Linked DNA regions of Homo sapiens: all the other regions are linked to region 2. The links are chromatin loops, found by intact Hi-C in ENCODE. Cell type or tissue: heart left ventricle. All regions are shown on one strand.

Region 1 (8,000 bases), 100 kb before region 2:
CAGGAATGCTTTTGCGAAATATCCCTGCCTGGGTCTCACCCAAAATTAAATTAAATCAGAATCTCTGTGGGTGGTTTGGTTTTAATTTCTCCAAGTGATTCTAATGTGCAGTCACTGTCAGAAACTTTCTGTTGTATAGAGCTGCGATTCTCACCGTGGTCCATTTTGCCCCCAGGGAACATCTGGCAGTATCTGGGGACACTATTCGTTGTCTCAACTTGGAGTAAGGGATGCTACTGGCATCTAGTGGGTAGAGACCAGTTTTATGGACTGAATTTGCCCCTCCTAAAATCCTTATGTTGAAGTCCTAATCCCCAGTAACTAAGAATGTAAATGTACTTGGAGATAAGGTCTTTAAAGAGGTGATTAAGTTAAAGTGAGGCCTTTAGAGTGGGGCCCTAATCCAATAAGGCCAGCACCCTTATAAGAAGAAGAAAGGAACCAGGGATGTGGTCGCACAGAGGAAAGGCCACATGAGGACACAGCAATAAGGCTGCAGCCCACAAGCCAAGGAGAAAGGCCTCAGGAGAAATCAACCCTACTGGCACCTTGATCTTGGACTTACAGCCTTCAGAGCTTTGAGAAAATAAGTTTCCATGGCTTATGCCTCTCAGCCTGTGGCATTGTTAGGGCAGCCCTAGCAACTAATACAACAGGAATGCTGCTAAACATCATACAGTGCACAGAACATTCCCCACAACAAAGAATTATCTGACCCAAAATGTCCATAGTGCCAAGATTAAGAACTCCCTAGAGCCTAGGTCTGTGCTGTGTGTAGATAACCAATAAATATTTTCTTACCTAGGTGAATGACATATTTAATAGGTAGAAATCATCAGGACTTGGTCACCCATTGAATGTGACAAGAGAGGGAGAGGGAAGAGTCAGGAATGGCAGCCAGATTTCTGGTTGGGGTGACCAAGTGAAGGGAAAGAGCAGAATCCCGGAAAGTGGACAGGAGGGAGTGGGGGATAAGGTGGGAGCTGAGGGAGTGGGGGCATCCCGTGCAGGTGCTCAGTGGCTGAGCAGAAATAGGTTTCCGGAAATGAGAACTAGGCAATTGCTAGCATACAAGCCATAGTTCAGCAACCGCGGGGAGACAAGGCTGCCTGGAGGAGCATCTAGAATGAGCAAAGTGCCAGCTATGGAACCTTGATGACTGTAAATACTTAAAGAGTGGGCAGAGGAAAAGGAGGACAGAGGCACTACGGGGGCTTTAGTGCAAGGGCAGTTCATGGAAGCTGCAACGGTGAGTCCTACGGACCTATGTCACTGAGCTATCCTACCCAATTATCCAACCAAACACGAAGGTAGGTGTTGGGGAGATGTTTGTACATGTGGTTGGCCTCTATAATCAGATAACTTTAAGTAATGGAAATTAGTCTCAATAATGTGGGTAGGCCTCATCCAATCAGTTGAAAGGCCTTAAAAACTAAACTGAGGTTCCCCTGAGAAAGAAGAAATACCACCTGTCAAGGGCAGCTTTAGCTCCTGCCTGAGAGTTTCCAACCCACCAGCCTGCCCCCCAGGGTTCTGACTTGCCAGCCCCTTGTTCTGTTTCTCTGAAGAACCCTGATGGATACAGAAGCCAAAGAGGGGCTCCAGGAGAAGGGAAGCTGATGGCTCCGTTCTGCACCCTCACACATTGGCTGTGGCACATATGACTGAAAAATAAAGGGTATTCCATACCCATGGCAAGAGCTCAGAAGAGAAATCAAGAAAAAAGAGGAGAGGTCTAGGAGAGAGGGCAGAGGAAAGCTTCAAAACTGTGTGCCCACTGGACACAGTGGCTCACACCTGTAATCCCAACACCTTAGGAGGCCAAGGCAGGAAGATCACTTGAACCCAGGAATTCGCGACCAGCCTGGGCAATAAAGTAAGACCTTGTCTCTACAAAAAAATAGACAAAACTAGCCAGGTGTGGTGGTGAACACCTGTGGTCCCAGCTACTGGGGAGGCTGAGGTGGGAGGATTGCTTGAGCCCAGGAGATTCAAGGCCGCAGTGAGCCATGATCGCACCACTATGCCCCAGCCTGGGTGATAGAACAAGACCCTTTCTCAAAAATAAGTAAAGGAAACTGTGTGCCTACCTGTGGAAATGAGAAAGACAGGACAGGGCAACATGTAGAGACCAAGTCAGGAAACAAGCGCCCAGCTGTCCCTCCCTACACCCATCACTACTTGAGCGCTCACCACACCCTGAGAGCTGTCAGCAGTTTACACGCACTAATTCTCATTACAGTCCTTCCAGGGGGGAGTTTTCATCTTTATTTTATACAGGTGGCAACTGGACCACTGTGAGAGACCGAAGAATTACCCTAGACCTTTTGCTAGCATGTAGAAGAACCCAGAACCAAACTCAGGCCTCTCGGATTCCACACTTCTGCTATTCACCACAAAGCTGTTATTGTGCAAGCTGCTTGGTCTGGTGGAAACGTTAGGAGTGGAGAAATGGAGTTCTAAGGCCAACTCTGCCCTGATGGGCTGCCGGGTGTCCACAGGCAGGTAGCAGGTGGTAGGAGTCATCTGCTGTCATGGAACAGCCCAGGCTTCAGGGTCATACACCTAGAGCTGCATCTCAAGTCTACCATTTACCAATTGGGTGCTCTTGGGCATATCTCTTACCCTTCCCAAAATTCAGCCTCCCCATCTCCAAAAGAGCGATAAATTATATCTTTAAAAGATGGTATTTTTTGAGACAGCATGCGCAAGGCACAAAGCACATAGAAAGTGCCCAAGAATTGGGAATTCCAGTCCATTTTCAGTGTTCACTGGTCCTTGGTTTTCTCACACATTCCACCTCCTGCAGGGTTGTTGGGCTGCTCCAATGAGATGATAAATGCAAATGTACTTGACAAATTCAAGGCATCATCACCATGGAAAGACAGGATACACACACTATATTTTATACAAAATTTAGCCACCAGTTGTACAACCCCGAGCAAGTCATAGAAACTTCCTGTGCCTCAGTTTCCCCGTGTGAAAACCAGGCAAAGTGAAAGCTGCTCCACCCACCCCCACACTTAGCCTTACGAGGACACATAAGTGCAATTTGTAATAATTATACATTGAATTTCAGGCCATACGGTTATACTGGATTTCTAAACAGCCAGATGACATTCCTAGCCCCCTTCCCCAAAATCGTATCATGGAATATCATCCCCGTCACTAGCTCTAACTTTGTGGAATTCTCTTTTGCTGTTTCAACCCCTGATTTGATTCACATCTCCTATCTTGCTCCCGCTGTCATTTTCTCTCCCAGACTCAACACGTGGCTGCACCGATATCCTCCCTCTGTTTCCTTTCTTGTTACTACATGTCCAGTAGCATTGCATAAAAGTGCTCAAAGGGAAGGGTCAAGCTCCGTTTCAAGTCTGAGGTCTGGGATTACATCAAATCCGTAACGTTTATCTGACCTCGCCATCAGCCAAATACTTCCCAATTTAAGTCTCAGTCACATCAAGAGAAGACTGAATAGTACAGGCTGCAGAGTGCCCTGCTTTCGCCTCCATTTTTCTTACTTAATTCCAAGCGTATGGCTCCCAAACCCACTTAGGCCCTGTAATGGTCACAAGCAGTGTGGCCATTGGCAACCAGGCAGCATTTCACCTGAGGCAGCTCAGGGACTGCGGGGCTGCTGTCAGAGCAAACAGACCGCCTCCATGGACTGGAGGGAGCAAGGCTCACACAAAGGGCTTTTTGTTTCAGTTAAATAAGAAGTCATTTTGAGCCCAATTTCCAAAGTGCCTCACTCTCCACGTGCCTTGGGCACACAGTGAACATTACTATTGTATGGCAGAACTCCCCTGTTCTACCTCACACAGCCCAAACTTAGAGGCAGGGGATATTGGCTTAGGAGGTGCCCCCTGGCAGCAGATGGGGTGTGCATCTGTTATCTTGTCCCTTGTGCAGAAATTTATCTTATTGCCACTAAATCAACAATGCATAAACAATAGGGTGCATCCCTAGTGCCTAGGACAGTGCCTGAAACCCCGGGGAAACATGATGAATATTTGTGCAGTGAATAAGCAAATGAATAAAAATAAAAGGAATAAAAAGTTCACGTGGGGGTTAGAAGGAAAAATAGTTTCAGATTTTGTTTTGTTTTGCTTTGTATTTAAATGAAAGAGGAGAAGAAAGAACTATAATTTGAGTTCCAAATTAGAAGGCAACTAGACCCAGGAAAGAGTAAGTCATTTGTTTGACCATTTGGGGGCATAGCAGTCAGCCAGCAGGTACCCAAAACAGACAGTGCAAGGCACAACTCCAGAAATACTTCCAGGTTCGAGAAGTCTCTGTGACTTCTGCCCCCTCAGCCTCCACTCTTCACTTCTGCCTTGTTTTGCTCTCCCTGCTCTGCGTACACAACCTGAATGAGGTTACTTAGCCCTGACAGCTTTCTCTGGGGAGCAATTAGAGCCTTTAAGATCTTACCTATGCTTCACCAGAAGTCTTCTCATTAAATAGTTACTTCAAATGTTCCCAGGGCTGAAAACATTAAGATTTAAAGGGAACAATTGACTGCTTTTTTTCCATGCCAAATCAGACCGTTGTTTAACATGGTGAGAGCTACCACTGAGGTTACTGAAGTAGAAAAAGGGGGTTATATGTTGCTGGAGAACAGAAACTTAGCAGGGAAATTAAAAACAAGACAGGCTCTGGGACCAAGTAAGTCAAAGTGATGTCTTCAAGGAATCAGGCTTTGCAGAGGTCCTGCGGCCCAAAAGTCAGACCCTCAATACCCTCCAGGGCTTCCAAAGCAACTCTGTTCTGCATCCCATCTCACAAAATAATTGGGAGCTACCAGCAAGATGCCTGCCACGAGAGGGCAGCTTCCTGGAGGGGGGCCCTTGAAGGATGGCGAGCCCAGCAAGGACAAAGCGTGGCAGGGTGAAGAGCAGTGTTTGAGACAGCAGGGCCCATCTGAGCCTGGAAGCTTGTTTTGAAGCAGAAGCTGAAGTTCTCCTTTCTGACCATGCCCCACCCTGCCGAGAGAACCTTGCCCTTCATGGGAAAGTGATTTGGGGAGCACCAAAGTCATCTGTGTCTTAGTTGTGTGGGGCATTGAGCTGTCTTGGAATTGTGACTCATCCACTCATGCATTGTGGTTTAACATAGGGTTCCAATGTATTAAAATTTATTCATAATTTCTAAATGGTATCAGGTCAGATTCGAAGATGAAAATAAACATCATCTCCTTCAAAGTTGAAGTCAATTAACCCAGGACAGGAAGAAGACTTCTAAGTGAGCAAAGAAAGAGGAACACATTTGTTTGGTGTCCAGCTCAGGATACATGGAAAACATTCCTTGGTTCCTTTTAGTGCGCATGGGCTTCTGTTTCCCAGAACTGTCCCAGAAAGATGTCTTCACTTTTCTAAGCTGCAAGTATACATAAGCATCAGGATAAGTCAGTAATTAAATCCCTACACAAAGCAAACTCAGATTTTTTTTTGCGTGTGTGTGTTCTTCATAATTTCCCATGTAGGCCTTGTTCTCTTGGCAGGGTGGAGCCCTGTTAAAAAGACCAAGCTGACATAAGCTTGCCTTCTAGCTTCCTGGGCTCCTTCTAGTTTCCTGGGAGCTGGACCCTATGCCCAGCACTCCCCCTTGCCATTCCCCAGTTGACATTGCCATGGTTGGTGATCACTTCATGACAGAAGCCACCTTCCTAGGCATCATTCTTTCCAGGGTCCCTGGAAGGTTATCTAGGCCTTTTGTTCTGAATAAGACTTCGAATTTTCATCAGACCTTCTGTACACATCTCCTACAGGGAACTTTGGCTCTATCTTTGCCAATCCTTTCTATAATGGGGGAAAATCTCATGATAGCATTCTTGCCTCCCCATTGTAGTCACAACTCAAACTGCCAGCCTCTCTTGCAGTTAGAATGCAGGCCTGTGACATAGTTCTGTCTTTGTACACACCTGCATAAGATTTTGCTTTAGAAATGAAGTGAGCAGTGTAAGGAACTGGGCTCAGCAAGGGAATCCCTTCGCTGACACGGTAGCATCAGTTCTTGGGAAGCAGCAGTGCACAGGGTAGAAATGACAAGTTCTTATCATTGAGTTCTCAGTAGCTGCAATGGTGGTTTCATCTTCAGGCCAGTTCTACAGTGCGGTTGGGGCACTTTTTCTGGAAACTTAACCTGGAATTTGCTTTCCCTGCCCCTCAACTCCTAATGATCCCAAATATTCAATAGATCCATTTTATTCTTGAAACAGGTGTTGCCGTTGTCTGTAACCAAGAATGTTGACAGTGGGCATTTCAGGAGCTGAGGGCATTTCGGGGGATCACTCTTCTCCTGGTCTTCAGTGACAGGGTGGGAGGCAAGGATCATCCCTTCCTGGGGATATAGAAAATTCATTCATTCACTCAATATATAGCAAACTTGTGAGTTAGGAGCAATCCTTTCTGAGAATCAGTGATGTCTGCAGATGTAAATTCCTTTGACACCCACATAAAGCTATAGCATAGAGGAGCTTCAAAACACACAGGCTTAAGCTTCCACACACACCCCTTTGCCCTCCTTCCCTGGCCCTCTCTTGATCTTTACTTCAATCCTCTCCAGGCAACCAGATCTCTCAGACCCTTCTCCTCCACTAACCTCAACCAAATTTGAAATCAACCTCTTTAAGGTTTAATGACCAAAATGGCTTGGAATGTTATCCTTTGCCAGAAGTATTTGTATGATACAGGAACTAGAGCCTTGGACTAAAAGGACAATGTCTCCTAGTGAAATTTCAGGCATCAGCCAGTCAATAAAGAAAATTTGTGTTTGATTTGCTTCAATTTTCATCTATTTGTTTGTTTTTACCAATGAGGATTTCCCTGGGAGACTACAAAGCTGTCATCTAGGAAGAAAGGACTCAACATTTGTGGGCCATCTACATATATGCAGGTGGTGTGAAGGATGCTTTTTCCAACATGACCACACTTACCCTGGCCCTCACCATTCCAGCCACACTGGCCACCTCGCTGCTCCTCCAACATGACACATGCTCTCTGGCCTGGGCCTTTGCACTGACCAGTCCCTCTGCCTGCAGCACCCTTTCCCCAAAGATCTCCATGGCCCACTTCTTTATCTTCAGGTATCTGCTCAAATGTCTGCAAGTAGACACACCTTCCCTGACCACCTGCCCTCCACCCATCATGCTTGGTATTCTCACTCCCCCAACTCTGCTTTATTAGTTCCCCACATCACTAATCGCCACATGGCATACTTACTTAGTAATTCACTGTCCAGCTGCTCCCAGCCCCAACCACCACCACTAGAAGATCAGTTCTAAACAGGCAGGGATTTTGTGTTTGCTCACTGCTCCTCTCCCCAGCACCTAGATCAATTATCAACACAGAGTAAGTGCTCAACAAAATCTGTTGACTAAATTAAACTCATACAGAATGATGCAAATATCATTCTAACTTTCAGAAAAATAGCGATGTTTAGAAAAATTAAATTGTTCAAGGTTCATTAATCCATTAAGCCTTGCACCCAAACCTGAATCTGTGCAGCAAGAAAGACCGAGCTTCCTCACCCCTTCCTCCCTAGGCAAGTTAATCAGAGGGAGTATTCAGGGTCATGCCCTCAGCTCCTCAGTGGCCATCCAACCCCTTCCTGATGGGTAACACTTGCATAGCTTAAGGTAACATCAGTTTCTACAACTGGTAAACCTTCATATATAAGTGGGTTAACCCAATAAAAGAGTGTGATACAGGTATGCTTGGTAGGAACATTCTCCTCCAAGTGGTGAATCAGGGACCCAGGCTCTTTCTGATTTATGGATCAACTACCTTCAACACATGGCTCTCAAGGTGGTCCTGGAAATCACTTCCATTCTAGCCATGGAATGAGCATGAAGATCACCTAAGGGGGTAGAGGAGAAACACTTCTACTCACATGACATTGGCCAGCTCTCAGTCACATGGCTACACCCAACTGCAAGGGAGTCTGGGAAATATAGTGTGGCCATGAGCCCAAGAAGAGGAGAAAAGAGGTGTGGTGAT
Region 2 (8,000 bases):
AGCTCACTGCAGCCTCAAAGTCTTCAGCTCAAGCAAGTAGCTAAGATTACAATCACATGCTACCATGCCTGGCTCCAAGTCCAAGTTTGAAAGCCAGCTTTTCCATGTTTCCTAACAGGCAGTATGGACAACATGAAACTTTTAGAATGATAAAAGTAGATGTCACAAACTCACAGTAAAGAGCTGGGCCCCAAGGTAGGGAGCATTTTACCTTTGTTGGGAATGCTCCCATCATTTTAAAAGCCCCTATTTCTTCTACTTCCGAAAGGCTTAAAAATTATTCAAAAGTGAGAATATAATTAGAGGAAGCAGCAACCACGGAATTTGATGACTTTTCCCAATCTCCTCCTCAAAAGAAACCTTCCACTAAAGTAAATAGCTCTAAGGGCGCAGTTCATCAAGAAAGCACTCATATCAACCCCCGGCCTTAAAATAGACATAAATATTAGGTCAGTTTCATAGTCATTTATCCCACTCTGGGGATAAAACACATAAATAAATTGGAAATGGGCACTTCTCCCACCCTAGGGATATGATCCTGCCCCGGGGCTCCAGGGCTGCTGCCATGCAGTAAAAGAAAGCCATCTCTTCTCTGGCTGATACTGGGACAGTTTCCCTGCAGGAGTCTCAGGCCCCAGAGAATGCCTCTCTTCCCAGCACTAAGGTATGCGACCCCTTGGGCAGAGCACCACCTGGACCTCTCCCAGAGACACCTTGTTCCTTTTCATGATGTACTGTTGTGTCTTCCACACCAGCCCCTGTCCTTTACCCTTGGGCCCTCTCTTCTTCCTTTGCCTCCTTTTTTGCTTTTGTTTGTTCGGTTGTTGTTTTCTATTTGGGTTTGTTTGCTTCCTTTTTTTTTTTTTTTTTTTTTTCTTGAGACAGAGTCTCACTCTTGTCACCCAGGCTGGACTGCAGTAGTGCAATCTCGGCTCACTGCAACCTCCGCCTCCCAGGTTCAAGCGATTCTCGTGCCTCAGCCTCCCAAGTAGCTGGGATTACAGGCATGTGCTGCCACGTCCCAGTTAATTTTGGTATTTTCAGTAGAGATAGGGTTTCACCATGTTGGCCAGGCTGGTCTTGAACTCCTGTCCTCAAGTGACCTTGGCCTCCCAAAGTGCTGAGATTACAGGCATGAGTCACTGCGCCTGGCCTGTTTGCTTTCTTTTAACAGTCTGTTTTAATTGTGTTAATATATATATATAATGTACCATTTACCATTTTAATCATTTGTGAGTATACACTTCAGTGGCATTAAGTACGTTCACAATGCTGTGTCCTCATCCCACCGTCTACCTCCAACACTTTTTCATCATCCCCAGCATAAATTCCCTACCCGTTAAACAGTAGCTCCCCTTCCCCATCCCCTCATTAATCCCTTAGTAATCTCTATTCCATTTTCTGTCTCTATGAATTTACCCAGTATAGGTACCTCATGGAAGTGGAATCATATAATATTGCTCCTTTTATATCTGGCATATCTCATTTAGCACAATGTATGTGAGGTCCATCCATGTTGTAGCATATGTCAAAATTTCATTTATTTTTATGGCTGAATATTATTCCACTGTGTGTATAGCTCACATTTTGTTTATCCATTCATCTCTTCTTTTCTTTTTTTTTTTTTTTTTTCCTGAGACAGATTTTCCCTCTGTCACCCAGGCTGGAGTGCAATGGTATGATCTCAGCTCACTGCAACCTCCGCCTCCCGGGCTTAAGTGATTCTCGTGCCTCAGCCTCCTGAGTAGCTGGAATTACAGGCATGCACCGCCACGCCCGGCTAATTTTTATATTTTTAGTAGAGACGGGGTTTCACCATGTTGGCCAGGCTGGTCTTGAACTCCTGGTGTCAAGTGATCTGCCCGCCTCGGCCTCCTGAAGTGCTTGGGATTACAGGCATGAGCGGCCACGCCGGGCCTCATTCATCTTTTTATGGATGCTTGGGTTGTTTCTACTTTGCGTTTATTGTGACTAATACTGCTATGAACGTGAGTGTATAGAAATCTGCTTAAATCCCTGATTTCCATTCTTTTGGCTATACACCTGGGAGTGGAATTTCAGGATCGTATGGTAAGTGTGCAACTTTTTGAGAAACTGCCAAACTGTTTTCCACAGTGATTCCACCATTTGACATTCCCACCAGCAATGCATGCGGTCTCCATCTTCTCTACATTCTAACTAACACTTGTTATTTTCTGTTTTTGTTTGTTTGTTTTTAATAGCCATTCTAGTAGGCATGAAGTGGTGTTTGCCTGCTTTTTTTGATGGAGGTGGAGGAATAGGGTGGAATTGGTCCTTAACCATCAATTAAGCTGGGGGCCTTAGACCTCTGTGAATTGGCTGTGACAATAGCTAAAGGAGGCTGCTACCTCATACTGAAGAGATGTTTCCTAAGTTTGTCACCGGAGAGGGCACCGAACCAACTTATTGTCTTGGAGGGAAGAAGCAGCAAGGCAGAAGACTTGAACTTCTCAGAGAAAAAAACAGTCTACAGACTTCATTTTATGCTGTCCTCACACACTACTGAAAGCTCTACCCTGGGGACCTGGCTTGACTTCTAACTAGCTGTGTTATCTCAGGAGAGCTCCCAGCTGCTCTGAGTCTCAGTCTCTCAATCAGTGAAATGGAGGCAATAGCACCTGCCTGGCTGCATCGCCCCACAGTGCTGCAATGAGCATCCAACGAGAGAAAGCTTGTCACCTGTGTTGCAAACTAAGTTACACAAATGCAGGCAGTAGCAGCTAGAAGAAAATGGTTGGGAATCTGAAAAGAATTAAAGCCCCCCATGAATTTCTTCTCACGCCTCCTCCAAAAGCCAGGGACTGCTTCACCCCGCCTCCAGGACTGCTGCTCCAGCATTTCCGGCAGCTGCTGACAGAATGTATGTTGCTTCTGATCCCCCGTGGCACAGTCAAGCCCAGATGGAGCAAGGGCCTCCCTCAGAGAGAGGCACCCAGGGCTCACCCTTCAAAGGAAGCACTTGGAGGGATGGCTTCTCAAAGGTCACACAGGAAACTGAAGTTAAAGCCTGGATCTAAACTATAGGAGAAATAGGAGCATTTGAATCCACACATTTGAATGTGGTAATTAGTGATCCCACTCCCCCGACCCATCCCCAATCTTCTGCCCATCTGAGAGCGTTTAGATGATCTGATGATGTTAATTTGAACTTCAAAACGCTTGAGAAAAATGTCCACTTTGCTTTTTAAAAATGGAAAGAAAACAAAAGTAAGTTACTCCAGAGACCTGGATGCATGTGGCCGTTCTAGTGACAACACAATAAGGAAAATAAAATCCATCCTAGGAGAGGAAATTATCCCACCAAAGTTCTTCTTGGCCCTTCCAAAGGCCATTTACCTCTGGGCATCTATGCAGAGTTCACTCATCACCCAGGAATTACGTGAGGAGGGTTATGCTTGCTACAAGGGAAGCCACGAAGAGTAAGACAGGATCAGATGGAAAAATAAGACATTTAAATATAATGCTCCAATTAATAAAGCCCTAAGAGCCAACCTCCTTTGTATGAAATAATCTGGGTTTAAAAACAAAAAAAGCAAAAAGCTTTATTGAAGAATGCAAAGTTGAGCTGTGGTCTTTGCAGCTGCCTGACTGAAATATAACCCTTGCTGAGATGCTTCCTTTCTCACTGTGACGTAAGCTAGGCCCCCAGACTCCTGGCTAAGAGGAGAGACTTCAAAATGCACGCTCGGCACCCAGCCTTCTGATCAGTTTTATCTGAGTCTTTCCCACACTTGTTCAGTGCACCCCAGCAAAACCAGGAGAGTTCCGTGTCTTCACTCCTTGTTGAGACTTGGTGATTGATTGGCTGGTTATTCTTTAACCCATTCACACTTAAGTGTTACCTCAACCCAGCCTTTGTGGGGTAAGCATTTTCTCTCCTAATTGTGTTATAAAAAGATTTTCATCTTATTAAGGAAATCCAGACCTTGGCAGTTTAGCGGGGCAGAGTTAGTCTAAGAAGCCCCTGCAATAACCGCAGGCTCACCCAGTCTGCCTCAAGGTTAACTGAGTTTCATCATTAGGTGACCTGGGGACCCCTGTCCTCCGGCCCCTTCCCTCTCCTCCCTGCTGTCCCTAACTTTCACTCTTCAGGAGGTGGCTGGTGGCCTATTTCTGGAGAGGGTTAGGCAGGGGCAGACCACACTTATGTCCATAGCGTCCTCTTGGGCTTGAGCCAACGCCATCAGAGTAAATGTGTCTCTCAGCAAACATCTCATGTCCTCAAGGGCTGGACATCCCTTTCCTCCGCAGCCAACATCAAGGTGACCCCTGATGTTATCTAACATAGTGTTAGTGGTATTTCATGCTTGCGCCCTATTGACCTCTGATGCATCCCTATGCTTCTTGCAATAATTTTCCCTCTAATCATAAAGGTTTAACCCCCTAAAAAGGAGGCATTTGGAAGACCCTCTCTTAATTCTTCAAACCCTGCAAGCCCTAAATGGTGAAAGAGGGGCTCATGCAGTGGTCAGAGGGTAGGGGTAGCACACTTCTCACAAGTTCATGTGCCTCCCTAAAACGCAGATCGTGACTCATAGGTCTGAGGAGGGAGGGGCTGCAGGTTGCGCATTTCACCTGGCTTACAGATGACGCTCTGTGGCTCTACGGTCCACACACGATCCCACATGAGTCTCTGGCGGGGAGCTCCCTTCACCCAGAACCCCCAGGTGAGGAAGGCTTCTGAGAGGGGGCAGAGCTGAGGGCCGGTGTCCTCATCTGTGGAGCCCATGGGGATGACCACCTGGAGACACACAGAGTGCATCCTCTCAGTGACACCCTGAGAGGGAATTCACTGACTCAAGGGTGGCAGGAAGGCCACTAATTACCCAGAAGGCTGTTTGTGCCACCCAGGGAAAGAGGAACTGACCTTTTTCTCATGGGGAAGTGCGTCTTCTCCTCTCCAAACCACAGGCTCACAAGCAGACCAGCTCAAGTGAAGTTCCTGCAATGACCACTGGGTGTGGGCCTGCTTTTCCGGCCCCTGCTGAGAGGGGTCCCTGAGAGAGGTCCACGAGCCACGCAGGGCCACCATTCCCCTGCCCTGGTTTGGAACCCCAGCCTCCCCCACCCGGAGCCAACTCGCCTCCAGCACACGGGCGCTGTGCCTCCCAGCCTAAGCCAGGAAAGAAAGCTGTGTACGCTGACACTTAAATTAGAGCCTCGCAATTATCTCTCAATCCCGGCTTGCCCTGTGCTGCTTTATCACTGTTTTTTATAGCTAAAGTTACTCGCCCTCGTTTTAAGTACATTGTGCATAAGGCATAGGCCAACTTCTGATATATTCCCACAAGCAAAATTAAATACCAGTAACATGTGTTTTAGTGAATTGGGTCCCTCAATTTGCATCTTATAATAAGGATGTTATCATACTGGTTTATGGCTGAGCTCTTTAGTTTTTATCTCTCTGGGGCTAGATTCCCCCTCATGAGTTCAATATAAGTCCATGAACTAATGCAATTTTTAAAACACTTTTCTTCTGTGTTAACATTAACACCCTTATGAGTGAAAGGGTTTTACTCCCCAAAGTGTACAGAATGTTTGCATTCACTGGAGGATGTGGCGGGATATTAGCCCTCAGTGATAGCTGTGGTTGCTCATAAGTGAAAGGAGTTGAGTCTGTAATCCAGTCTGCCACTGCGAAGAAGCCTTTTTCACCTCTTTGCACTGAGACATAATCTCTGGTGTGTTCATTCTCTTACATTTAGATTAATTATAAAACATTGTCACCAGAATATTAAAGTAATGTTTAATACACAGAAGGGAATAAGGTACTCTGGAAAATGCATAATTTCCCTATGATGATTTTGCCAGTTGCATGCAATATGATCTTTTGATTGCCAGCTATAGAAATATTGTGACTAAGCTTTCACTAGCTTTTTATTTTTGCAACCATCCTGTCATAGCACTTTGAAAACTGTAAGCTTGGCCCATCAAAAAAAAAAAAAAAAAACAACCAAGAGTGCCCATGCTAAAGATTTCTGTCAGCTTGGTTCCAAAGAAGGGAGATGATAGGAGAGGGTGAGCCTTGTACGGGCAGCACCTTCCACTTCAGCAAGCCTAACACAGCTGGGTGGTGGAGAAAGGATGGACTCTTACCCTCTGTACAGGCCCAACACACATGCACACCCATACACACACACACACACACACACACGTCCTTTGAACATGGGAAGGTGTCAACATTCCTAAATGGAAATCTCAAGTCCTCTCACTTGCTTCAGATTTTCCAAGCTCTACTGCAGCCATACACCCCGGAGGAATCATCTGAATCAACACCGAGTCACAGCTAGCAGAACTCTCCTTGCTGGCAGTGGCTGAAATGGGACCAACATTCCTCAGGGGGCTGCTCCTGGGGATTGGTTACCTCCCTCTAGATACTGGGCTCCATCCTTGGCTGTGTTGGTTAAAAACCAAGTGTCGTTACCAGCGGAGGGCTCCTGTCCTTCGAGGTCTCTCTCCAGGTCTCCACAGGTGAAACTTTTCCACGATGATAATCATTTAAAAAATAATCACAGTAATAGCAGAAGGAGCACTCCAACCCATCCGTCTTCCCAGCACACTCACTGGGCAAGTTGGTAACCCCATGCTTCTGTCACACCACCAAGAATGCTGGTAGAATTCTCAGTGTGTTTTAAAACTAAAATTAATTTTTAAATGTGTTTTCTGTTTATCCATGCCCCCTAATGGCAATGCACCCAGCACCTATTATCTTGTTTCTATTCTCTTCAAGGCCTCCTACGTCTCTCTGACCTCTACCCTCTGCTCTTCGAAAATATACTGGATGTGAAAAGCCCTCTCAACCCCAAAAGGCTCAAAGTCTTGTAGCTTAATTACCTTTCCATTTGCAACACGGAGGCCCCTTGGGTCAGAATTCAATGTGATTTCCAGTAGGAGAGGGGATAGGTTTACTTGGCTCCAGCCCACCCCACATCTGTTCTATAGACACAAGGACCCCCTAGGCCAGGAGAGGATATATGCTAACCTTTGCTGGCCTGGCTTTCTAGCCTTTACCTTTAACTCCAGGAGAAGAGTGGGAGCCCAGAGTGAATACAGCTTCTGAGGATAAGACTACAGAAACTAGAGGATAATGACTATCAAAGATCAAGGCCAGTAATGTCATTGAGATCGTCATAGTCGTTACAGATGAGGCATTTTTTTATGTCTAGATAGATGTGTGTATACGGGTGGCACATGAATAGGCATGTGCTATAAATAGATATATACACAAGGAACTATATGTGACTGTGCATATGTGCATACTTCCCATACATATACCATGATTCTGACTCATGGGCAAAATGGAAAAGAACGAATCTATGCAAACAGGCCCTTGGAATGCATGCTTGCATTTCCTAACCCAAGTATAGTATGTATGACTTTTAGTGATTATGTTTTGCTGAGGCACGGATTAAGCCTTGTGCTGACATGAAGAGGGGGTGCTTAGCTAGTGAAGGAAGTTTGCCTGCTCACAGACTTCATCTCACACAGGCCTTGCTTTCCTCCCTGTCCCCACTCAAGGTCTATACCTCACTTTTTCATTACACTTTACTATATTTCAGTGGGAGGGGAAATATGGGGCGTCCTGGTAATAGCAGAGTGTTTTCACACCTCAGGGGAACACTTCCATGTGTGTTGAACCCCTCAGACGCCTCCCGGCCGTTCTCTTGTGACTGATCCTTAGCATTTATTTACACGCTTGCTCCTAGGCCACCGTCCTGAGGTGGGGGTGTTGCAGGGTGGGCATTGCTGAGACTTGTGGCCATGGCAGGTCACAGGAGTGGAGACCACAGAGCTCTGGGAGAAACTCTAGGATGAAATAGAGAGTTTGCAATCCAGCACCAAAAAGGAATTCTTTATATGCCCTAAATATTATGACTTAAGACACTGGACAGTCATAGACTAGTCCTGCTTCCAGGAGAAACAGGATAGTAGGCATGGGGGAGAGAGATAGGGAAGGACACCAGATGATATGACTTATG
Region 3 (8,000 bases), 61 kb after region 2:
CTCCCAAGTCCTGTCTAGCTGCCTTCCTTATCACAGGAATAGCACCCAAGGTCCATCAGTACCTCAGAGTAGAACCCCCTATAAACTAGTCTGGTTTGCCCATGGGGCACAGTCAGGCTGTTTTCCAGGGTGGGGTGCAGACATTCTCTGCCTGTTGTGATGCTTACATATAACGTCATAACAGACACACGTATGTGTTGTGATCCCTGTGGTTTGAGAGTTTGGAGCTTCCCTAAAAGTCAAAATATTCTCAATGGGCCCTCAATCAGCACATACACACAAAAGGTACCTGGAAAACTGTAATTCTTTTCCTGCTCAAAGACAGGCAATTCAATACCCCTTCCCCCAACCAAAAACCCTTGCCACCATGGGAGCCTGGGGCAGAGAAGGCACAGTGAAGTCAAACTGTAATTCCAGGCTCTAAATGGTGCTGTCATTTTTCTGAGAGTCTCTAAATTACAAGGGTGTTTTCACTATTCTTAGCTATTTTTTAAAACACCTAAGAAACATACTGCAGCTCTGGAAAAGAGAACAAACAAACCAAAGAGAAGGGATCCAGAGGTCACCCTCATATGTGAAAAGTCAATTGATAATGAAGGCTTTAGGATAACCGGAGGGGAGATGATTGAAAGCAATGCACCTGTGCAGGAAATGGATTACGGAAACAGGGAATTGTTCATGAAATCCCAGAAAACCAGAACCGGGAAAGTTCTGGAAGTCGGAAAAACAAATCATGACTTAAGCAATGGAAGTCCAATACACGTTTACAGAATGCCTTGTCCCACGAGGCAACACAGGCTACCACAGATGGGGGACAGGGTGGGAGTGGACCATCCCAGTGGTGTTACTGAGGGGCAAAGGGATAGCCCTATGAGGCAAGTGTCCAGGGCAGAACTGGAGCTTTGTGAAACCATTTCCCAGGCAGAGACAGAGCACTAGGCTGGTGCTGCCAGTCTGACAATAAGTCTGCCATTGTCCTCTGGTCAGCTCTGGACACACAGCAAAAGTGAGTTCAGAGTAGCCTGAAGCAGGAAAGAGGGAAGAGAGGAGGATAACACCTATCTTCCACTTTGCTGCAGGTTCAAGGCAAGGATTTGAGACAGTTACCCCTTCTGGAAGAGCCTGGTGAGTACATCTCTCCTGCCTTGTACAACCCTCTCTCCTCACCGACTTTCTCTCCCAGCAGCCAGCAGGGGCCTGGGCCATTTATGGAATGCAAGCCCTGACCACACAGACTTACTTACATGCCAGGACAGCCACCAGGTAGCCTTTCCCACTCTAGGTTCCACTGTGAGTGCTCTCTCTCTCTCTCTCTCTCACTATGCTCCCAAGAGGAGTCTTACATCAACCCCTTCCTCAAATCTCCCTCACTGGATGTCACAGTCATAGGCCTGAAAAGCAGCATGCAAACTGAATTTTTGTAAAGCAGGACCCATTTCCCCATGGACAGTCATAAGAGATGAGTGAACACAATGTAGCACTTAATTTCTGTCTTCACGATTACTTCACGATAAATCTGGATTCCAAAGGGACTATAAGCTCTCACATGGAAGGAAGCAAGATCTCTACTCCTCCCCCAGTGTTGAGTGGACAGGGAGTACACCGCAGACACCTGTTGGCCAACCAATTCTAATTCCCTTTAGCTAGCATCCCCTAAGCTAGAGCTAGAGCTAGAGCTATTTCCTTGCAGCCTTCCTTTTCTCTAGCAAAGTCCTTCCATGCAGTAGCTAATGACCTGTAAACACTTAATGAGCTAGAGAAACATTCCATTGAAAGGAATACCACTGTGCATCCTTTTGTAAAGAGGGGGGAAAATCTTTTGTAAAACGAAGCATCGCCTTTAACTGCTCTGTTTGATCAAGTCAGATTTTTCAGAATATGAATAGCTAGTATTCAAGCATATATGAACTGTCTTTAAGTTAATCAATCCCTAGAAACTAGCCCTCAGGTTAGCAGGCCAAGGATATATGAGAGTGCTTTGAAGTCTAGACTTAAACTGCCGCTCCTGAATTGAATTAGAACATTCCAGGTAGACAGATTCATGGCCCCTAACATCAGGAATCAGCTAGAAACTCAATCGGCTCTTACCAGTCACTACCTACGTCAGTGCCATATCCTATAATGGTGATGATAATGACCATTATGATGATGATAATAATAATAATAGCTTCCACTGGATGGCACTTTGCACCTTCCAGAGCAATTTAACATCCTTTACTTTTTTTGGAAGGCCTTCAGGTCCAGCCTCCTACTCTTCTCTTTCTCTGAACTATCACCTTACTATAGGCACATATTTCCCCCAAAGGACTCAGTGGCCTCTTTTGTCTCATTTCTCCCTTTGCTGATGATCCAGTAGAGAAATGATCAAAAGGATCCTGCACATTGTCCTAAATGAAACCAAGCTTCCTCTGCAGGATGGAAGTGAGCCAGGTGATAGAAGGGGGAGCCTGGACCCACCGCTTCATTGGCCGAGGATGACCCCATAAAGGTCAGGGTGTTGCAGAGATTGCTATGCACAAAATCCAAGAGGCCCATGGAGGTGGGGAGATGAGGGACCCACCTGGCAGACCCTCAAGAGCAGGGGTCTTCTCTTTGGGGGAGGACATCACTCTTAGCAGGGCTGGGGTGAGTCAAAAGTCTGGGAGAATGGAGGTGTGGAGGGGATAACTGGGTCAGACCCCAAGCAGGAAGGGCCTCTATGTAGACGGGTGTGTGGCTCCTTAAGGTGACCCAGCAGCCCTGGGCACAGAAGTGGTGCGTGGAGATAATGCCAACAGTGATAACCAGCAGGGCCTGTCAGAAGAGGCCCTGGACACTGAAGGCTGGGCACAGCCTTGGGGACCGCTCACAGGACATGCAGCAGTGTGTGCCGACAACTCCCTACCGCGACCCCTATCAGTGCCGACCAAGCACACAAGATGCACACCCAGGCTGGGCTGGACAGAGGGGTCCCACAAGATCACAGGGTGTGCCCTGAGAAGGTGGGGAGCTCACAGCCTCCAAGCATTGCATCATCCTGGTACCAGGAAGGCAATGGGCTGCCCCATACCCACTTCCCTTCCTAGAATTGGCCTGGGACATTCATTATTTAGCCACCTCTGGCACCTGCATTTGTTTTTCAAATTTTAATAGCAAATAGGCTTAGTGTGCTGGGCAGAGCTGAGCAGAGGTGATCTGACCCCTCTACCTACTCACATAAGATCAGTAAAGAGAAGGAAGCAGGCAGATGAGGTGACAAGGGGAGAAACCAGTGAGGTCATCTATAGGTCCAAGTTCGTACAGACCCAGCCAGACTGCCAGTTCTCTGAGGAGCTAGAGACTTGTGGCTTAAGGAAGCCTCTCTGATGGATGTACTAATATGTATGTACCTTATACATACATTTGAATTACCTGTAAATCTTGATCAAACTCAGATGACTGTCCAACTCATCCAGAAACTACGTTTGTCTAATAGAACAGGAAGCAGGTGGTGGTGGTGGGTGGTGGGGGGGCATTGATGAGAGGCAGGGCCAGTGTTTCTTCTTCATTTTCCATTCCACTGATTCTGTCCCCACACAGGCATCCAAAGGGAAGAATGCTACAGCTACAGTCCATTTCTCGCTGGCTTTTCTGGGAGATCACCCTACAATGTGTTCCCCAGTATTCAGGTTTCTGGGCTGCCATTATCTTCTCTGGTCTCGGGGCCCAAGCCAAAGAGCTGGAGAACAGTATCTGGCCACAGAACCTAAGGCCTGGTAGAGCAAGACAGCCATGTGCAAGGCGAGTGGATAGCGCCCTTCCGTCACTCCCACAGAGCTGCAGGGGTGTGACGCCCCTGCCCAGCCATACCCTTCTGGGCCACAGTGCTGGAGGCTGAAGTCAAAGCCCATCGTGCCTTATTCCTTCAGGAGCAATACTCCTGGGAAAGGTTGCACATTCTGTAACTCCTCTAAGTGATATTTCTTCCCAGGGGCAAAAAAGGAAATTAGCCCCATTTTATAGATAAAGAGCCTGAGGCCCAATAGGCTGATTGACTTGTCCGGGGCCACCTAGCCAGCAGGTGAAAAGACTCATGTGTAGCTGACTTTAGAGTCCAAGCTCCTTCAACGTCCCACTTTCTCAAGACAGTGTTTGCCACGGGCCAGGGCTAGCAAAAAGACCCCTCCAACCCCTCATACCTCCCCACCAACCCCATGCAGGTGTCAGTGAGGCCCAGGAACATGAAGCTCCCCGGACCAAAGGGGTGGACAGCACTGAAGGAAACCGCTCAACCTTGAGTGGAGAGGCTGCTGTGAAACAGCTCTGGGCAGCACCTGGGCCACAGCATGTGGAAGGAGACATGTTCCTAAGCTGCCTGGTACTCTGCCATCTGTCTTCTCTTCCTCCTAATCCATAAGCACCAGACCTCAAGCCCCATGTGCAGCTCCGGAAGCTGCTAGACCTCAAGCAGGACTAAGATTCGGAGAGAGCAGCCACCGACCTGGCTCCTCCCAGGCAGGCCAGCCCAGGTGAGCCCCTCCAGCCAGGCACTCACCCCACTGCCAGGCTGTTTACTCTTAGCTGGTGTTTGTCTCCTGTCTGCTCTACTGTAGCTCCCTCCCTCCTCTCCTCCTTTCGGTCCTCTGCCCAGGCCTGCCTGAGGCTGCCTGCCAGTGAGATTGCATGTCAGGGCTTTGCCCTGGGCACTGAGGGCTAGGGTGCCCAGAGGCCTGCGGCTGTGCCCTGGATGGAAAACCAGCAGCCTGCAAAGCTGTGGGGGCAGCACAGGACCTGTGTGTGAGAGCGGTGGTCTTGAGAGTGAAAGTGGACAAGTCAAGCCCAGGCGGGGAGGGGACAGGGGGCAGGTAGGGATAGGGCAGGTGAGGTTCCCGGGGCCAGTTCCCCCATTATGCACTGCCTCTGCTTCCCCGCCACCATTAACCGTGCCTCTGTGGGCTGACAGATGTGCCTTCAGAGAAGGGCAGGGAGCAGCTGGGGGCCTGGCCAGAGCAATCATCCCAGCAGGAACTTACATCAGAGCAGGCAGCCTACCCAAGAGCCAGGGAAGGAAGGAGAGCCCCTGAGAAAAAATGGCAGAAGAATGGAAGGGACTACGTGTATTGATGGAATAAACCAGACACCCCACACTTCCCAACTCCTCAGGACAGGGTTCAGAGCTAGGCTGGTGGCTGCTACACAGAGACAGCACCCTCCACCAGTTAAGGTATAAGACAAGGTATAAGGCTGATGGGCTGTAGGCATCAAACCTGGAACTCACAGTCGGGGCACCTCACTTCAAGCCTTGGTGGATAGGTAAGATGAACACTCAGGCTCCCAAGTTAGACAGATGAGCTGGATCCTTCATCTACCACCAATTTCCTGGCTGTGTGTCTGGGAGCAGCTCTTTAACCTCTCCAAGCCTCAGTTTCTTCACTGGTAAAATGTGTATGATGACATTGTATGGCCAACCTGGGGTTGCTGATGGAACTAGTTAAAAGAGTGTCTGTGAAGCAAGCCTAGCTGGGTGGGCTTGCAAGCATTTCTGGGTCGCTGCATCCTCCTCTGTAAAATGGGAGAACCCTGAACTGCTCAGCCGACCTCATGGTTGACTCACTCAGCAACAGAGGTCTCCACAGGAGCCCTGCCCACATGAGACATCTTTGGCACATCTTCTGAAACAAGACCTGTTTCTGGAAAGTTGTTGGTAAACATCCAATTTTGCACTTATTTATATTATTGTTTCAGAAACACTACCTTCATTCTGCTTTGATTCAATGGCAGCCAATTTAATTCATTTGGTCCAAACCTGTAGTGCTACTTGCCAGAACAAAATGGAATGAGCCTCATTCCCTGCCCTCAAGGAGCTCACAGTCCAGTGGCTCTGTCTTTAATATCTATAAGAGCACAGGTAAGTGTCACAGGAAGCCATGGTCCTTTGGGGGAAATGAAGAACACTCTTGTAATATGATTAATCACTTCCAAATACTTTACCTGGTTTGTAAGTTCTCTTTCGGGTGCTTCCCTGAGTGGCAAGAGGGAAAGGCCTTTTGCAAGTACTGACACCGCTTTCTTTTTTTTTTTTTTTTTTTTTGAGACAGAGTTTCGCTCTTGTTGCCCAGGCTGGGGTGCAATGGTGTGATCTCGGCTCACCACCTCTGCCTCCTGGGTTCAAGCAATTCTCCTCCCTCAGCCTCCTGAGTAGCTGGGATTACAGGCATGTGCGACCATGCCTGGCTAAGTTTATATTTTTAATAGAGATGAGGTTTCTCCATGTTGGTCAGGCTGGTCTCAAACTCTTGACCTCAGGTGATCTACCCACCTCGGCCTCCCAAAGTGCTGGAATTACAGACGTGAGCCACTGCGCCCAGCCTTACACTGCTTTCTTAATTACAGCAGTGTGCTCATCTCACATAAAAATTTAAGACGGGAAAACAGGAAGATGCATTCTGAGAAGTTATATCAGCCCCTCTGCCTCTCTACATTCCAAAACAGCCTTTTATTCTAATTATTTTACTAGTGAATTATGGAATAAAGTAGTATTATGTTTCTTTCTACACAACTTGTGTTGCACTAGGTGAAATCTCAGGCTAACAGAGCTTCAGGGAGGAAAGGCCAGACCAAAAATATGCCTCACTCCACAGAGAAGCTGTACCACCAGAAGTCCTGGAAAACTGAGAGGTTTGCATGTTGTAACAATGCAACTCAAGACTATCAGAATGATATGAATATTTGTATAGATACTTATCAAAGCAACAATCAGAGATCAGGTCCCTCCAAATGAGCTTACAGTTTATGATCCTGCTTTGTAAAAGCTGGTGAAACAAAATGATGGATAGCAGATTTGCTGAGCTCCAAAGTCAGGGAGTAGGTAAACAGTGTGAACGTGTCAGCTCCCTCCTGGCTCTCCTCTACATTCTGTGAGCAAACGGAAAAATAAACCATCGGAAAAAGTCTCAGCCTAATAAAACTGCACAGACAGAATAACTTCTTCATCAGATTCAGAAGAGTAGCAGGGGGTTTCTCGCTAGCACAGATTTGAGCTCTGCCATCACACACTTTGTACATACAATTCTGGGATCTCAGGTATTGCTCCTAAAGAAAGAGCCAGCTTCCTTCTCTTATCTTCCTCCAACATCCAAAAGCAGTGTTCACACCCAATCCCATGCTTTCTAATATTAAAATATGAATTTAAGAAATACCAGTGAAAAGAGATTTTTTAAACCAGAAACTCTTTGTGTTGTAATGTTCTTGATATGTTAATAAAACTGTTTTCAATCATCATCAGAGAAAAACAAATTTACCTCTGATCATGGTAGCACAGTAGAGCAGAAAGAGCACTCAATTGGTGATCAAAAGAAATAAATTCTAGTCCTGTCACCCAGAAACTATGTGACCAGGGGAGGTACTTAATCTCTAAGAGAATCAAGTCTCGAGTGGGTAAAATGAGCTGGGGAAGGAGTGAACCAGTGAGAAAGAACACTGGTCTGTCTGGGGCTCCCAGAAGACACAGCCAGACTTCTTTCTTGCTCTTGTCCAAACACCTCCTTGTCTTTTAAGGCCTGGGCTGTCTAGGGGGATGGCTACTGGCTTGGAGCAAAACCAACGTGTCTGTCATCTTAATACACACGGAATGTGTTGAAATGAAGGTGTCTGTGTGGAAGGGACAGACCCAGATCCACTCTGCATTTGTCCTGGCAATGGGAGCAGGAATGAGTCCACCTTCTCTAAACCTGGTCACTCCTAGTCCCAAGATGGAGAAGCCACATCACCCTTGATCATGTTAGCCCCATTCTGCAGCCTCAGGAGGCTCTGACCAGGTGGAAAGCCAGAATGGGGTCCAACCAGGAGACCCAAGACAGAAAAGGCAGGTGGCTGCAAGGAGCCTCACTTCTCCAGGCATTGTGACTTTTTATTAAAAACCCTTACCCATGCCACCCACCGCAGCCTGGACAGGCATTCCAGGAGCCAGACATGTCCCTGGAAGACAGTAGGCTATTGCTTCCTCTGAGCACTGCAACAATTTTCTCTGGACCCTCTCCTCC

The links. A loop is a pair of places that touch in the nucleus more often than their neighbours do. Peaks named below come from ENCODE experiments on the same cell type or tissue, not always from the same donor. Only the 100,000 strongest peaks of a DNase experiment are listed, where the experiment ranks them.
Region 1: it touches region 2 in a loop (2.1-fold over the local background); 2 of 110 quality-filtered maps call a loop at or near these places.
Region 3: it touches region 2 in a loop (1.8-fold over the local background); 7 of 110 quality-filtered maps call a loop at or near these places.

Annotation. Positions count from the first base shown.
Region 1 is chr2:60,332,379-60,340,378 of GRCh38, forward strand. No RefSeq gene overlaps it. Among named protein-coding and RNA genes, the nearest start is that of MIR4432, 51 kb to the right of the region's middle. RefSeq lists a silencer at 4,197-4,246 and an enhancer at 4,617-4,806. In heart left ventricle, a CTCF peak has its summit at 4,817 (motif pointing right); no DNase peak of the experiment used is centred here.
Region 2 is chr2:60,434,676-60,442,675 of GRCh38, forward strand. LOC124906010 reads right to left here and starts at 5,144. Exons shown (of 4, transcript XR_007086331.1): 1 at 4,889-5,144. RefSeq lists enhancers at 4,858-4,917, 5,168-5,257. In heart left ventricle, a CTCF peak has its summit at 4,968; DNase peaks (open chromatin) are centred at 4,667 and 5,016; H3K4me3 peaks cover 1,671 bases; H3K27ac peaks cover 1,048 bases.
Region 3 is chr2:60,495,478-60,503,477 of GRCh38, forward strand. The region is part of intron 2 of BCL11A (BCL11 transcription factor A); the gene reads right to left. Among named protein-coding and RNA genes, the nearest start is that of BCL11A, 54 kb to the right of the region's middle. RefSeq lists enhancers at 1,484-2,093, 4,517-4,726 and a silencer at 3,807-3,876. In heart left ventricle, no CTCF peak of the experiment used is centred here; a DNase peak (open chromatin) is centred at 4,641; H3K27ac peaks cover 469 bases.